2 separate regions of the Homo sapiens genome follow, and region 2 is linked to region 1. Evidence: chromatin loops called from intact Hi-C (ENCODE). Cell type or tissue: ovary. All regions are shown on one strand. Links, peaks and the distances in the headings refer to the core of each region. The heading gives the core; the rest is flanking DNA.

Region 1 (8,421 bases), core at 3,956-6,455:
GGAGAGAGGGCAGCATACACATCAGAGACGTACAGCCATGTGGCAGCCTGGGACCCCATTCCAGTCCTAGGCACAGCCAGAAACTGATGCTTGCCATCCTGCCCAAGGCCCCTCCCTTCAGACAGCAGGGCGATTTGGGGGTCCCCCCAGAGATAAGAACCTCATGGAGAAGGTCTCTGACTCCAGTGTCCTGTGGAGGTTCCTGCAGCCTAAAAAGGCCTCTCTCTTTGCATCCATCCCACCACCTCTCCTCCTCCCACTTCATCTTGGCCCCCTTTGATGACAGGGAAAAGAGACCCAGGGGACAAGCCCAAAGAACAGACACCTTTGAGGGAGGTTTCAGGAGAACAGGGTGACAGGGAAGCCATGGCTGGGAGTCAGGAGACCCTGGCCCACCGTGTGCCCCCCGGTTAGTCCCCTCCCCTCTCCAGGCCCAGGTCTGTCCTTTGCACAATGAGGGGCAGGGCCACAGGGCTGCTGAGAACCCTGCCTTCTGGAGCCTTTACCCTGGGAATGATTCTAGGTCCTCAGTCTCCCAGGGATGGTGCAGCTCAATAATCTCATTGTCTCATTTACCTGGGGCATTTGATGGTTAGCCTGAGAAAGAGAGAGAGAAACAGTCCCATCCACGCAAATTGTAATCCTCAGTCATCACAGGCAGCCAAGGAGCCAAGGACAAGACATAGGCCACTTCCCAGTGCCAACCCTGCCACCATTCCCACCATCCCCAGTGTACAGCCTGCATCTTTTATGTGTCCTGGAAAAGCAGGGTGAGGGGGGTTTGAATAGAAATAATCCTTTCCCTACTCCAAGGAAGGCATGGCCCAGCCAAGTCACACCTGTGCTGTGGGAAGAGGCTGAGATCTAAGAGTCAGCTGTGCTGCCTCAGGCCCCAGGGAAAGGAGAATGGGAGGAGTCAGGAAGGGGAGGCAGGAGGAAGGGGAGGCAGGAGGAAGGGGCTTCTCCTGGCTTTGCTGCACCCAGTGAGCCTCCTGGTGGATCCCCTGTAAGTTCCCTGGGTAAACACTCCCATATATAAATGTAGGCTCCAGTGCAGCCCAAGGGCAGAGAGAAATGATTTGTGGATTATGCACCTTCACCCTGCAGAGATAGATGAAGAGTTGTTTCTGCCCCAACTAGACCATGTTGGCCAAGGCCAGGGCCCTCTCCTGGGAACTCACCATGTCAAACCACTGAGATTTCAAGACTGTTACTGTAGTTAGTCCACCCTGACTAATACACAATCCCAAGTGAATGACTTGAGTCTGTTTCTTCTTAACTGCGGGTGGGTGCCTGAGGTTCTCCCTGGTAGTTTGAGGATCCCCAGGAAGCACCCCCATCCCTCTGCGGAGCCCCTCCTGTCTACCCTGGCTCTGCATGTCTGCACCCAACTCCATCCTTCTAACCCCCTGCATGTCATCATGTCCTCCCCCCAACTCTGCACCCCACCCTCTTTCATAGACCTTCACTTCCCCAAGAACAATTAGCCGCCGCCACATACATCACTGAAGGTCTGAGGTTAACAGCAGGGGATTACTTTACAGAATAAGAAAACCATTTAAAATTAAACATCAGGCATCACTCTTGCTTAAAGCTCATCTGCCAAACTTACCATGGGGAGTCTCTTATTGCTTTGGCTTCTGATAAGATTCCAGCCACTTTGTGTTTATTTATTCATTCAACAATTATTGATTGTGCACCTGCTGTGCTCAAGGCACCCCTCCTAAGTGCTAGGACATGTAGAAAACAAAGCCGTCCCTTCGATCACAAAACTTACTTTCTATTAGGAACAAAAGACAATAAACAAGCAAATAAACACATAATATACTGTCAGAGTTAAGAAAAAATTATTCAAAACATGAAAATGATTCAAAACATTGTCTAACAAGCTCCCTAATTGTCTTGTGACTTTCTAGGGCTGGGCTGTCCAATACGGTAGCCATTCACCACATTGGCCATTTAAGTTTAATTTATTAACTTTATATTAATTGTAAATTGGCCATTTACATTAACTTTATATTAATTACATGAATTAAATATATTTAATATAATAAATAAATATATATATTTTAGATGGGGTCTCACTCTGTCACCCAGGTTGGAGTGCAGTGGTATGATCTCAGCTCACTGCAACCTCCACCTCTCAGGCTCAGGTGATCCTCCCACTTCAGCCTCCTGAATAGCTGCAACCACAGGTGCTCACCACCACGCCCAGCTAATTTTTTGTATTTTCGGTAGAGTTGAGATTTTGCCGTATTGCCCAGGCTGGTCTTGAACACCTGAGCTGAGGCAATCTGCCTGCCTCTGCCTCCCAAAGTCCTGAGATTACAGGCATGGGCCACCATCCCCGGCTCATAAATTATATATTTACATATAATTTATATATAAATATTAAATTATTCATGTTATCTTAATATTATAGTAAAATACATATAACAATATATAATAGCTATTTACTTATATTGATTAAATATCTTAAAATTTAATTCAAACAACTAAAATTGTTTCTCAATCACACCAACCACATGTCAAGAGCTGAACAGCCACTTGGGGGCTAGGGACTATACTATTGTTTGGTGCAGATTTTCTTCATTAGAGAAAGTCCTTTTAGACAGGGCTGTTCTAGGAGAGTCACTTTGGCTTGACTTACTATTTACTATTGATTAGGACCCAGACTCTAGGAAGTTAAATGTTAACTTCAAGAAGATTAATAAGCTGCAAATGATTTTTGTCCAGCAGAGATGCAAATGGTTTCTATCTGAAGAAAAGATAACCCCAAAGGTTGCAGTTTTACTGTCCTATAGGACATTAACCAATTTAGTATCTAACTTTGCCATCTTATTCCAGCACTCTCTTTCCATTGATTACATATAGCAGGTTCTCATATCCCCTCTTGAACCAGCTCTGTCATCTTGCTGATTCCTCACTAATGAGTTAAATAAATCACTGACACATCCCGCTAGATGCTTCTATGAAAGTCATGTTTTTGACTCTTTGGAAATTATACTTTGACATCAGATAATGATCAGTGCTATGAAGACAATTTAAGCAGAGTGAAGAGACAGTGACCGTGTGTGATTTTAGCTAGTCAGGTCAAGGAAGGCCCTTTGGGGGAGGTGACCTTTGAGCAAAGACAGAAAGAAAGAAAGAAAGGAGCAGCCCTTTAGATATCCAGGGGTGCAAGTTCTGGCAGAGAGACGAGCAGGTGCCAAGGTGCGAAGGCAGTGTGGAAGCCGGATTGCACTTGGTGTTTGAGGCAAGCAGGAAGCGGTGTGGTCCTGGTGGATGATGAGGTATGGGACAGATTTCATAGGGCCTTGGGGTCCAAAGGAAGGACTCTGGATTACATTTTGGAGGTGCATAAGGTGGAGTATAACTACTCCCTCTCATACTCCAGGGGAGAGTTGAAGAACAGCCTTTGTGATCAGTCCTGCTGAGGTTCTCACTGGTGGGGGGTAAAGCTCCCTTTTACCCCCTTTCCCAGAGGGGTAAAACATGCTAAGTCCCAGAGGCTACACTGACAAGGCCATGTGGATGGGCCCCCAGAGGTGTGTGAGGCGGTAGACCTGGGAGTCACCTCCCCTGACCCTCTCTGCTCTCCCATCCTCTATCCAGAGCTGCCAGGGCCCCTGCCCATGCCCTGTGCCTCACCTAAAGGCTCTCAAAGGAGTTCTCTAAACAAAGAAAATTTTTTCTATACAGAAGATGACTTTTGCAGACCTTTCAGAAGGTTCCAAAGCAGCCAGCTTTCAAATGAGCAGTTTTGCTTCTCCTTCCAGGTAGGGAAACAGGGTTTTCACTAGATCTGGTAATAGCCCTGGGGCTTCAGAGCACTGGTGAGGTTGCTAGTATGGGTCTAAGGATTTAGGCAGGTAAAGTGAAGGCAGGAGGGGCTAAGTGACTGAGTGAAATGGGGGGAAGCTACAAAAAAGACCTAAAGGTCTCTATGAGGTGCAGAGGGACCCTGTGGCCAAGGAGTGGGCTGTGGCAGCTGAGGTTTCAGAGGTGGGGAGGCCTCAGGTGGTGTTGGTTCAGGCACTATGGTACTTGCACCAAATTCCAGCTCTCCTCACCTGCATGAGTTTGGGCAAATCGTGAGTCCTCGCTCATGCGTAAGATGACTAGAAGAATGGTGCTCTGGCTGGGTGCAGTGGCTCACACCTGTGATCCTAGCACTTTGGGAGGCTGCGGAGGGCAGGTCACCTGAGCTCAGGAGCTCAAGACCAACCTCGGCAACATGGCGAAACCCCATCTCTACTAACATACAAAAAATTAGCTAGGCATGGTGGCACACGCCTATAACCCTAGCTACAGGGGAGGCTGAGGCATGAGAATCGCTTGAACCTGGGAGGCAAAGGTTGCAATAAGCCGAGATTGCACCACTTCACTCCAGCCTGGGTGACAGAGCGAGGCTCCCTCTGAAGAGCTATTGGGAGCATCAAACAAGATGACACGTATGGAGAACTAAGAACAGGGCCTGGCGCGAGACAAGTGCTCCATTAACATTATCTGCTGCGATTGTTATCAAAGGTGATCCTGGACTGTAAGGCTGAAGTGAAGTGTTAAGTCCAGGGGACACTGAGGCCACCTAGGTTGGCAGCAGGATGCAGGTAGAGAGGAAGTGTGTGTTAAGTTGGGGCAGGAGGTGCCTGGGGGCCAACTGTTGGAATGATAATCTGCCTGTATAGGAACCCTCCAGGGCCATGTTCCAGGCTCCTAGCCCCCGTCCCCTCCTCCCAAACAGAGCCTAGAGTGAGGCTAAGCCGCTAGGAAGCCCTCAATGTCTCTCCACGTTACAGAGTCCTGAGCTTTGCATATGTTATGTCATCCCTAACAGCCCTGAAAGTCAAGCATGCTTCCCCCATTTCCTACCCCGATCCAAGGCCTGGAGTAAGTTGACCAGCCAGGTGTTAGGTGCTCAGCTAGGCAGAGACTTCTTCCCTGGCTTCACTCAAAGCAGTTTCCTATTTGTTGGTGTCCATATTGGACTTTCACTGAAAATGTTGCTTGACAAAAGGATGTCACAACTTAAAGAATAAACAACGAGGGAAAGATTGAAAAGGCCTAGGCTTGATCATCTTAAGGGACCTTTAAAACTCTGACCTTTCTTGGCCCCTTTGCATGGATACCTTCCAGGTGTCCCCTTAGCATCAGTAGGACCCAAAAGGTCTTTTCCCCCAAGGTCATTGTCGGGGATGCTCCTTTAGCCTCACACAGATCCATGAATAGGCAGAAATGCCTGGGTTTCTGGGGAGGCTCTGCTCAAGGGCAGAGGAAGGGAGGGATGGTGCTAGAGAGAAAAGAGAAAAGGCCATGATATTGTCCCTTTCTAGATCCTTCTTGTTCATTGCAATTCCGCAGTGGCCTACATGACACATTTCAGTGTACCCCCCACCCCCAGAGTGACGCACAGAATGCAATGATCCTTGAAGCTTATCTGCTCACCCAGGCAGATCACAGGACAAAGGGCAGGCAGGGGAGAGCCTGTTCTGCTTCACCCCACCTCACCCCTGCCCGGCTCTGATAGCTGTGTGCCCACTTGCACTGAACATGTGCCCGCCCCTTTCTCCCAGGACATGGAACCATCCCTACCCCGGGACACCTTCATTCCACTGCTCACTCTGCTTCCTCCCTTGGGAAGGGAATGTCCTTCTGAGCAAGGAACCTCCCAACCTCCACCTCTGAGTATGGAGATGACCTCCCTCCCCAACCTTATGTGAAGTAAGATTTTGGTTACTTTAAAATTTTTCTTTTCTGCACTTTTCTGTGTTGCTTGACTGTGTTTAATTAGCACGTATTACAAATATAAAGCAGTAAAGCTATTAATTTTTTTTTGAGACAGTCTTGCTCTATCACCCAGGCTGGAGTGCAGTGGTGTGATCTCAGCTCACGGCAACCTCTGCCTCCTGAGTTCAAGCATTTCTCCTGCCTCAGCCTCCCGAGTAGCTGGGATTACAGGCGCCCACCACTGTGCCCAACTACTGTTTGTATTTTCAGTAGAGATGGGGTTTCACCATGTTGGCCAGGGTTGTCTCAAACTCCTGACCTCAGGTGATCCACCCATCTTGGCCTCCCAACATGCTGGGATTACAGGCATGAGCCACAGTGCCCAGCCAAAGCTATTAACGTTACGGAGTTTTTTTTAATGGCTAGCCATACTTCAGAGTCCAGAAAGCTTCCTAAGCCCCTGCCAACAAGGACATCTACCTCTTCCAAGCCCTCAAAGCTTTTCATTTTCCCTCTCTCATGTCCCTGAGCACACCATCCATCTGCAGATATAGATGCTCTGTCCAGGTCATGGCTCCCTCCTGACCAGAGAATGTGCAGAGAACCAAAGTGGTGGATTTGTCTCCATTGCCCACACTCCCATAACCCTTTCAAAAACACTACAACTATAACCACCCACCAATACCATTACCACCCGCTCTTCCCCATTACCACAACTATTACCACCCTCCACCATCACTACACTCATCATCATCAACGCCACAATCACCATGGTCACCACCATCGTCACTACCGTCATTCCCCCTATGATGGGCCAAAAAATTACTCCCTTAAAGATATCCACACTCTAATCCCCAGAATTGGTACATTTTTTACCTTACATGGCAAAGGGGACTTTATCGATGTGATTAAGGGTACAGACGTTGAGATGGCGGGATTATCCTGGGTTTCCTGAGTGGGTACAATTTAACCACAAGTCTATGAGAGCAGAAAACCTTCCCTGTCTGTGTTCAAAGAGAGAGATGGACAGTGGGGGAAGGGTCAGACAGATATGACATCGCTGGCTTTGCAACATCGCTGGAAGAAGAAGGCCATGGGCCAAATAATGGGTGTAGCCTCTACAAGCTGGAGGACAAAAGGAAGTCGACTCTCCCTAAGAGCCCCCAGAGAGGAACTAAGCCTGCTGACACCTTGATTTTAGCCTAGTGAACCTATGTTGGATTTCTGCTCTACAAAACTGTAAGATAATAAATCTGTGTTGTTTTAAGGCCCTAAATTTGTGATAACTTGTTACAGCAGCAATAGAAAGCTAATACAACTTCCATCAACAATACCATCATCAATACCACCACAACCACAACTACCCATTGACACCACCACTACATCCATCACCACTACCAGCAAAACCTACCATCATCATAAGCAATGATACCACGATCACTGTCACCATACCCCCATCAACAGCAACACGTTTACTCCCAAAACACCCATCAGCACTATTCTTATTCCAATCACCATCACCACAGATAACACTCACCACCACCAGTATCTACATCATCAGCTCTGCCACTGATACACCCATCAACACCACCACAATCACCACTATCCATCAATGCCACCCAACAACAGAAACACTCACCTACGACCACCACCGCCCACCATCAGTACAACCACCCACTACCACCACTACACACAATATCACCAACACCTATCAGTACCACCCACCACCAACAAAAGCACCCCTACCAGCAGCACCAACACAACCTATCTACCACAACCATCATCACCACCAATGCACCCCCTCCACCTCCACCATCACCACAACTGAACATGCACACCATGAATGACTGGTTGGTTGGTTACATGAGTGAATGAATATGTGTCTGAATGAATACGTAAAGAAACAAAGAAAAAGCCTCAGAATGTCTATGAAAGAAAGTCCACTCCACCATTTGGTGACTTGTGGTGGGTAATATAGACGGATTTGTATGTCTGAATTTCATCTTTTGAACACCCTTTCCTTCTTTTCAACATACCCCCATCTGCTGCCTTCTGCAGCCACTACCCAGCACCCCCAAAACACAGTCATGGGGCAGCCTCCTCTAAGACTATGCCCAGAGGACTGGCCGGCCTTTGAGAGAGAGGAGCTGAAAGTCTGGGTTCCTGGTGATTGAAGGGGTAGTGAGCAGCCAGCTGCCGCTGAACTAGCTCCTGGGCAGTGAAATTGGACAGTCCAAGTGGCTCTGAAACAGCCTAAATAGGGAAAGAGAAGGGAGAAGCAGTACCATCCCTCCCCAAATTATGGGGATGTTTCTGGGGACTTGGCTGTTCTTGCTGCCTAAGAAACCTGTCTAATTCCCTCGCTGCCACTCAGCATGCAGCCTGGTGCTCTGGGGTCCATGACCGGGCCAGCAGATCCAAGTTCTACCTTCTAGCTCCTGCCTGATGATGGGCTCTCTGAGTCTGTCTCCCTGTCTGAGCAATGAGGAACTCAAGAAAGACGTGCCTGGTACCCTCCAGCTCTGATGGTCTGTAATTTCACATTTCTACCAAGAAGATTTCTTAGCTGGAGAAATCAATAGGTGAAGTTAGTCTCCTTCGGTGGACAATGCCTCTCTGACCACATCCTTGATGGCTGACATGATCCCAAAGTAGTGGTTAGGGATGAGCATCCAAGAAGGGATGGAACCCTTT
Region 2 (8,421 bases), core at 2,134-4,633, 54 kb before region 1:
TGGCAGAAACTTAGGCTTGGCCACCCCCAAAACTGCACCAAACCCAATTCAGAAACCACCCACCCCCAGGCCCTTACCATTTGAGGGAAATGAATCACTATTTGATTAAGTCATTACCCAAAATTAGGGTTTTCTGTTACAAGCAGCCAAACACAAATTCCTAGACATAAATTCCAACAAGGGTACGGGGTATGTGACTCTCATCCCACTGCTTTTCTGATGCATCTCTCCCAGCTCGCAACACACTGACATGTTCATTCATTCATTCATTCATCCAATAAGCATCCACAAGAGTCTATTCTGGTCCAAGGCGTAGGATAGTGCTGTGCCTACCATGAGGAACTGGAAGAAATGTAGGGAGAGATTGCCATAAGGAGCTCACAGCCTCATGACAGAGACAAGATGGAAACGGTCGTAGATCCTTGCTTTACCTACAGTGTTAATTAGGACACAGGTCCAGATGTGTCATCAGGAACCCAGGCTAACAGAGGCTTAAACAAAAGAGGAGATCATACACAAGAGAATACTCTTAATCCATAAAAAAAAAAAAAAAAAAAAATCCTGTCATTTGCAACAACATGGATGGAACTGGAAGTTATTATGTTAAGTGAAATAAGCCAGGTACACAAAGACAAATATTGCATGTTCTCACTCATTTCTGGGAGCTAAAAAGTTGAACTTGCGGAATTCAACTTTTTAGAGTAGAATGATGGTTACTAGAGGCCGGAAAGAGTAGAGAGGGGGATAAAGTGGGGTTGGTTACTGAGTACAGACATATAGTTATGTAGAAGAAATAAGTTCTCGTTTGATAGCACAATAGGATGACTATAGTAAACAGCAATTTATTGTATATTTCAAATCAGCTAAAAGATTTGAAATGTTTCCAATACAAAGAAATTATAAATGTTTGAGGTGATGAATATCTTAAAGACCGATTTGATCACTACACAGTGGATGCATGTTTCAAAATATCACATGTACTCCATAAATATGTACAATGACTACGTATCAGTAAAAAAGAGAAGTTAATTTCTCTCAAGTGTAAAAGTCTGGGCTGGTATAGCAGCTGTGGCTCTAAGGTTGTCAGGGGCCCAATTGTAACTACCCAGTGGGTTCACCTTGCCCGCTGCCTAGACAGAGCTGATTTATCTTTATCAAGTCGGGAATTGCAACAGAGAAAGAGTAATTCATGCAGAGCCAGCTGTGTGAGAGATCAGAGTTTTATTATTACTCAAATCAGTCTCCCGAGCATTCAGGGAGCAGAGTTTTTAAGGACAATTTGGTAGGCTGGAGGATGCCAGTGAGCCAGGAGTGCTGATTGGTCAGAGATGAAATCACAGGGAGTCAAAGCTGGCTTCTTGCACTGAGTCAGTTCCTGGGTGGGGGCCACAGGATCAAATAAGCCAGTTTATTGATCTAGGTGGTGCCCCCTGATCCATTAAGTGCAGCATTTGCAAAGCATCTCAAGCATTGATCTTAGGAGCAGTTTAGGGAGGGTCAGAATCTTGTAGCCTCCAATTGCATGACTCCTAAACCATAATCTCTAATCTTGTGGCTAATGTTAGTCCTACAAAGGCAGTCTAGTCCCCAGGCAAGAAGGAGGTGTGCTTTGGGAAAGGGTTGTTTCAACTCCCTATGATTTCATCTCTGACCAATCAGCACTCCTGGCTCCACTGGCTTCCCCCTACCCACCAAGTTATCCTTAAAAACTCTGCTTGGGGAGACTGATTTGAGTAATAATAAAACTCTGGTTTAATGCACAGCTGACTCTGCACGAATTCCTCTTTCTCTATTGCAATTCCCCTGTCTTGATGAATCGAGTCTGTGTAGGCAGCAGGCAAGGTGAACCCCTTGGGCGGTTACAGGAATTGAGAACGCCAGACTTCAGTGGAAATTGAACGCTGGCCCATCTGCTAGGTTCACTGGCTAGCTCTGAATCTTGGTTCAGGAAACTGGCCTCACAACTCAGGATTCCAGTCCATGACCTTTCAGGTCTTCAGAAGGAGCTAAAGCTGTGTGTTTATTGTTAAGCCTATGAATCATAAATTTTTTGAACCAGAGTGAGTGTTATGATAGACATCTGAGTGAAGCTGTCCATTTTGATGTGGCTATTTTTATTCAAAGGACATGTTAATGTGGTACTTTTAACCCAGGTCATTTGGGGCTATATCAAAATGTAAAAACTGTTTTCTGTGCAAGCCACCTTTAATCCTGCCCTCCTTCCCAGCTTCAATCCACTGCTTGCTCTACTCCCTCCTCGCTATTGTCATTCAACTGCAAAATTTATGGCCTTAGCAAAGCGCCCATAATAAGTGGACCCTAGTAAAAGATCTGTAAATCCACCATTCCTCTCCCAAGGGAAATTTAATAAAAACGAACTCAGATAAAAACACTCATTAAGAATCGAAACAAAGATTGATAGTGTTTAATTTATAATTAATACATGTCTTTCTTTCTCTAGGATATTTGAAAATATTTTATTCTCATGATTTTTGACCAGTATCGAAGTGGTTCCACCAATTCTCGTATTTTAATAATGCCTGTGGTGTCTCTTTTCTTTGTACAAAGAGATTATATTTGAGGTTTCTTTTGGGTTGGTCCTTGGACTGGCAAATTTCCAAATGGCTTTGACTGAGCCATTTGGAAAGCTAATTCTTAGCCATTACCTTTCATTTTCCTTTCACTAGCTGACCTAACATAGGTAGAAATAATGAGGTTTTGTGGGGTTTATTTTTGACAACTTTAGTGGCTTTAAATGTCTTTAGCCCAATTTTTAAATGGTTGCAGATTTTAAGGTGTATTATCTACTAACACATCAAATGGAACCTCTGGGTCTTTAGTTGTCACAAACAGAATCACTTGAGCTGCAAGGAAAAACTTAAACCACTTCTGTTTGGTGTTTTTAACTCTTCATTGGCTAATTTCTTTTTTATTTATTTATTTATTTTTGAGATGGAGTCTTGCTCTGTCGCCCAGGGCTGGAGTGCAATGGCACCATCTCAGCTCACTGCAACCTCCGCCTCCCGGACTCAAGTGATACTCAGCCTCCCAAGTAGCTGGGATTACAGGCATGTGCCACCATGACCTGCTAATTTTTTTTTTTTTTTTTTTTTTTTAGACGGAGTTTCACTCTCGTTGCCCAGGCTGTAGTGCAACGGCACAATCTTGGCTCACTGCAACCTCCACCTCCCAGGTTCAAGTGATTCTCCTGCCTCAGCCTCCCTAGTAGCTGGGATTACAGGCATGTGCCACCACGCCCAGCTAATTTTGTATTCTTAGTAGAGATGGGGTTTCTCCATGTTGGTCAGGCTGGTCTCTAACTCCTGACCTCAGGTGATCTGCCCACCTCGGCCTCCCAAAGTGCTGGGATTACAGGCATGAGCCACCGCACTCGGCTAATTTTTGTATTTTTTTTTAGTAGAGGAGGAGTTTTGCCATGTTGGCCAGACTGGTCTCCAATGTCTAACCTCAGGTAATCCACCCACCTCGGCCTCCCACAGTACTGGGATTATAGGCATGAGCCACTGCATCCAGCCTCCTTGGCTAATTTCTTTTACAGTTTCTTTTCTTTTTTTTTTTTTTTTTACTAAATGGGGGAAAAAATAGTACTCAAGAAGACTGAATAGGTAGCATATAATCTATCCTGCTTCAAATCCATCACTGCAGTTGGCTCATTTTCTTCATCTGTAACAGGGAATAATAATGGTACATAATTCAAGGGTTTGAGCATTCAACTAAGATGCATAAAGTGCATAGCACAGTGCCTTGCACATAATAAATGGTCATTAAATGATAGCTATTTTTGTATTATTATTCTTTAGCACAAAATTAAATCCTAAATGTCTTACTCCCTCCAAAAGGGATTAAATTATGATTTAATTTTATGATTTAATTTGTGGGGACATGCTCTGAAACTGGCATAATGAAAATGGTGCCTTCACAGTGGAGAAAGTTGGAGGAGAAGATTAAAATTAAGTCAACAATAGTGTGATGGGTTGGCATTGTGCACTTCCTGATAGAGCACATGGAGAGCACCCAGCATCATTTTTGTGTAATTCCTGCCAAACCTCATGTTGAAATTTGATCCCCAATGTTGGAGGTGGGTCCCAATGGGAGGTGCTTAGGTCATAGGGGTGGATCCTTCATGAATGGCTTGATGAAGTTCTTGCAATAGTGAATTTTCACTCTACCAGTCCCTACCAGAACTGGTTGTTAAAGAGAGCCTGGCACCTCCCTCCCCTCTGTCTTGCTTCCTCTCTGGCCATGTGATCTCTGTACACTCAGGCTCCCCTTCTCCTTCTGCCATGAGGGGAAGCAGCTTGAGGCCCTTACCAGAAGCAGATAAGCTTCTTGTACAGCCTGTAGAACCATAAGCCAAATAAATCTTTCTTTATAAATTACCCAGCTTTGGGTATTCCTTTTAGCAACACAAACAAACAAGATAGTTTCTCTAAGGATAAGTCTATCAAAGCAGCATAAATAGCCATCCCAAACAAGTATGGCGTTTGTTCTATTGGTTTCTGTGTGGCACCCATGCTAAGGAAATAAAAATGTCTTGTGTGAACAGGTTTCCAAACTACTGCCAAAAATTTTCTTTTGACCTCTTGCTGTGACAAACTGCATTAATGCACTTGTTCATAAAGAGCCACCTTTACATTCCTGTAGTAAAGCTGACTTGGTCATAATGTAGTATTCTTTTAATATACTACTGAATTGAATACTAACACTAAAATTTATATGGGATGTATGCCTCTATGTTCTTAAATGTGTAATCATTGTATTGAACAGTCTGAAGTCAGCAGGGCGTAAACATAAGATGGTTTTGTGGGGTTTTTTGTCCAATTGCTTATCTTCAGACAAATTCTTCCAAATCTCTTCTTCCTGACCCATAATGACATTTGAACAAATCTTATGGATTTGTGGTCACTTTCAATTAACAAAAAGTCCAGGCCAACCTATTACCAGTTTAAAACTTCAGTTACAGCATCAGCAGTACTGTGTCCAAGTGCAAGGATGTCAAGAATGTTTCCTTATCCAAAACTTCCAGGAAGAATTTAGAGCTCAGACAGAACCCCACAGAAGCTCCTTCACAAATGTGCAGAGGATGCAAATAAGTGCCTTTGCTTGCTCTCCGTGGTCAGCATGAGTTTACAGCAGGAATAAGGGCATTCAGAACACCTGGAAGCAATAGACGTCCTTTCGAAAGAACAAGATGATGGTGGCCTCAGGCAGAGAAGCCTGTCTGCTGAGTACAAAGACCATGTGCACCAGTCTAATAACAGTCAAGGGAAGACATTGGTCTCTAGTTTACCAACCACCTAAGGAGGAAGTGAGTGAAATTATCTGAAATGAACCATGCCAAGCCTGGGTACAAAGCAAGATTCTTCATGAGCCTGGACTTGGAGGTCTCTATAGCTATTCCTCCACTCCATGGAGCTACACTCAGCCTGCTCACCCCCATCAAGAGCAGTGTGAAAGGAATGAACTACTGATACACACTGCAAAATGGATAATCCTTGAAAATATGATGTGCGGTAAAAGGAGCCAGTCACGAGTGACAATATACTGTATAATTCCATTCTTATAAAAGTCCAGAATGGGGTCTCTAGAGAAACAGGAAGTAGATTTCTGCTTGCTTATGGCTGGGGGGCAGTGGTTGGAGGATAGAGGAGTAATAGCTAAAAGGTACAGGATTTCTTTCTTTTGAGATAATGAAAATATTCTAAAATTGACTATGATGATGGTTGCACACACCTGTGAATGTACTAAAAAACCATTGAATTGTACATACTGTTAAATGGGTGGATTATATGGTTTGGACATGGTTTGTTTGGCCTCACTAAATCTCATGTTGAAATGTGATCCCCAGTGTTGGAGGTGGGGCCAAGAGGAAGGTGTTTGGCTTGGTGCCATTCTCACAGCAGTGAGTTCTCACTCTTAGTTCCCATGAAAACTGGTTGTTGAGAAGAGACTGGCCCCTCCTTCTCTTTCACCATATAAGTCTGCATGCTAGCTTCCCTTCCTCCCCTTCTGCCATGAGTGGAAGCAGCCTGAGTCCCTTGCCAGAAGCAGATGCTGGTGCCATACTTCCTATACAATCTGCAGAACCATATGCCAAATAAACCTCTTGCCTCTTTAAATTATCCAGCCTCAGGTATGTCTTTATAGCAATGCAAATGGGCTAAGACATGTGTTATGCAAATTATATCTTAATAAAGCGATTTTTTTTTAAAAAAGAGAGACAGAGAAAGAGATGTGGAGATTCTGCCAACCAATGACAAAGTGTGCAAGAAAAACAACATGTTAAGGCATGGTAGGCCCATGTCCTGCAGCTCTTTAGGTCTGAGATGTCTGAATTCAAAAGGACCATCCGATTCATGCAGCAGGCACAGCTGGGGAGGTATGAATCAATGGGTAATGAGGCAAGAGGCACATACACATCCTCAGAGGCAAGAGGAAAGGGATGATGAATACTGGGGTACTCAGGCCTGTGAGCAACCCCCACCCAGGTCACAGAACTCCTCTTCCTGCCCTCTCCTCTCTGGGAAATACTTATTTGCTTCTGGCCTGGGGATAAGGAAGGGAGACAGGAAGGACTGACTTTCTACAAAAATTTTAAAACCGTATCTGCAGTTGACTCCCTGTGGGCAGCAAAAGGGACTTTTCTTAGAAAAAGACTCTTTGAAGTTGTGCTTTCCTCCAGATTTCTAACATTCAGAGCTTCTTTCCAGCTCTGGCTACTGTGACAGGCCCCTAGCCAGAGCAGTTTCTCTGCACTGGGAGTGAGCACCAGAAACCACCAGCACTGGGATTTCATTTCTTTGCCCCTAGTTGGAATACAGACTTCTGAGGGACATGTGCTCCCTGTCCACCCTCACCTTCGCCCACTGGGAGGAGGCCTGCGTCCTACTTATGCATAAGCCCCATGAATGTCAACTGAAAGAGAAGAGCATTTAGCCAAGGGAGGAGGAAAGCCACTGCTGAGGTGCAGCGTGAGCAGGATGGTCAGTGATGTGTCAATGACCAACAGTGATCTGGAAGTTGTAGTCCTCCCTTGAGGGTGACTCAGATGGTCTTTGCGTATATTGTTCCATCTAGAAGCATTGAGAAAACAGCTCCTTCTGTGCCTGTCTCCCTTTTTCTATCACATTCAGCAGAGGGAGGGCCATTCAGGCCCCTGTTGAGAGGCCAGGCTGGCTTTCAGGATGGGGGAGATCCCCAGGGAAGGGTACAGTTACCCCTGAGGCTTCCACCAGCCTTTTGTTCTGCTCCCCCTCACCAAGTCCCCAGGAAGCACAGGTCCCCTAGGTCTCTCAGGTGTGAGCTACCAAGTCAAGTGCCTGCTTTATCCAGACAGGCAATGCCAGAGAAGAGCTGCTTCACCATCTCTGTCTCAACAGCAATGATGACAGGGATGGACTCTCTGACTCCAGGGGTGCCATCCCTAAAGAACAGGCAGCTACAGCAGCCACCTGGCCACAACAATGGAAGGGAGAGGTGGCCAAGGGTGGGAGAAAGCTTTTGCCATCTTGAGCCATGAGAGCAAAGGGGAAACAGATGGTTCATCCATGAATAACCAGGTCAAAGACTCCACAGCAGCAGACTCAGTGATCCCTACTCAGAAGCTAAGAATTCTGTTCCAGCAGGTTCATGCTAGACTTGCCCAGGGTGAGCACATGACCTGGAAACCCTGTAAACCCTGTAAAGAGAAGCATCAGATTTCATTATCTAGAAACCTCCATTACATTGTGACCAGGGAAGTCACACACACACACACACACACACACACACACACGCATGTGCACGCACGCTGCTCCCCAAGATTGACATCATTTGGTTAGTTTAGTTAGACCCTACTTTGTCCAGAAATAAGTCAAGGAGCCTCCAAACACTAGCTATGTGGCTAAAAGCCTGTGCTCTGTTCTCAGGCCATGTCGTCTTGTCATGGCACAGAGCTGAGTTTGATGCCCAGTCCTGTCACACAGCAGCTGTGTAGACTCGATTCTGTGCTTCACCACACCGAGCCCCAAGCTCCCGCTCCCCTTTGTAGGATGGTTACAGAGATGGGAAACTATGTAAAGCAATTAGCAATAATGGGAGCTGTTTTTGTTTAATAAAATACTTCAGTCGCATTTCCCAATGCTGCTCCCGCAGCCCCCAGCTCGGTCCTGGGAGCAGTGAAGGGAGGGAGGGACTTTTTCTGCTGCTGAGAAAATCTCTTCCTTGTCCCCCTTCATTTTCAAGGCTCAAGCCCCTAGTGCCAGTGTCACTTTATGTAACTGGATAGCTCTTGGGAGTGAGGAGCACCCAGTGAAGTGAGGAGCACTCACTTTGGCTTAGTCCATTCTGTCTGTAGCTAATGGTTCCACTGATTGGCCCCTGTGGTAAGGGCAAGGTACTGGCTTTGTTTGGTGTAGTGTT

What was found. A loop is a pair of places that touch in the nucleus more often than their neighbours do. Peaks named below come from ENCODE experiments on the same cell type or tissue, not always from the same donor. Only the 100,000 strongest peaks of a DNase experiment are listed, where the experiment ranks them.
Region 2: a loop joins it to region 1, with 6 times the contacts of the local background. A loop is called at or near these places in 7 of 110 quality-filtered maps.

Annotation. Positions count from the first base shown.
Region 1 is chr9:38,127,955-38,136,375 of GRCh38, reverse strand. No RefSeq gene overlaps it. Among named protein-coding and RNA genes, the nearest start is that of SHB, 63 kb to the right of the region's middle. In ovary, for the core only: no CTCF peak of the experiment used is centred there; a DNase peak (open chromatin) is centred at 5,505.
Region 2 is chr9:38,180,050-38,188,470 of GRCh38, reverse strand. No RefSeq gene overlaps it. Among named protein-coding and RNA genes, the nearest start is that of SHB, 120 kb to the right of the region's middle. In ovary, for the core only: no CTCF peak of the experiment used is centred there; no DNase peak of the experiment used is centred there.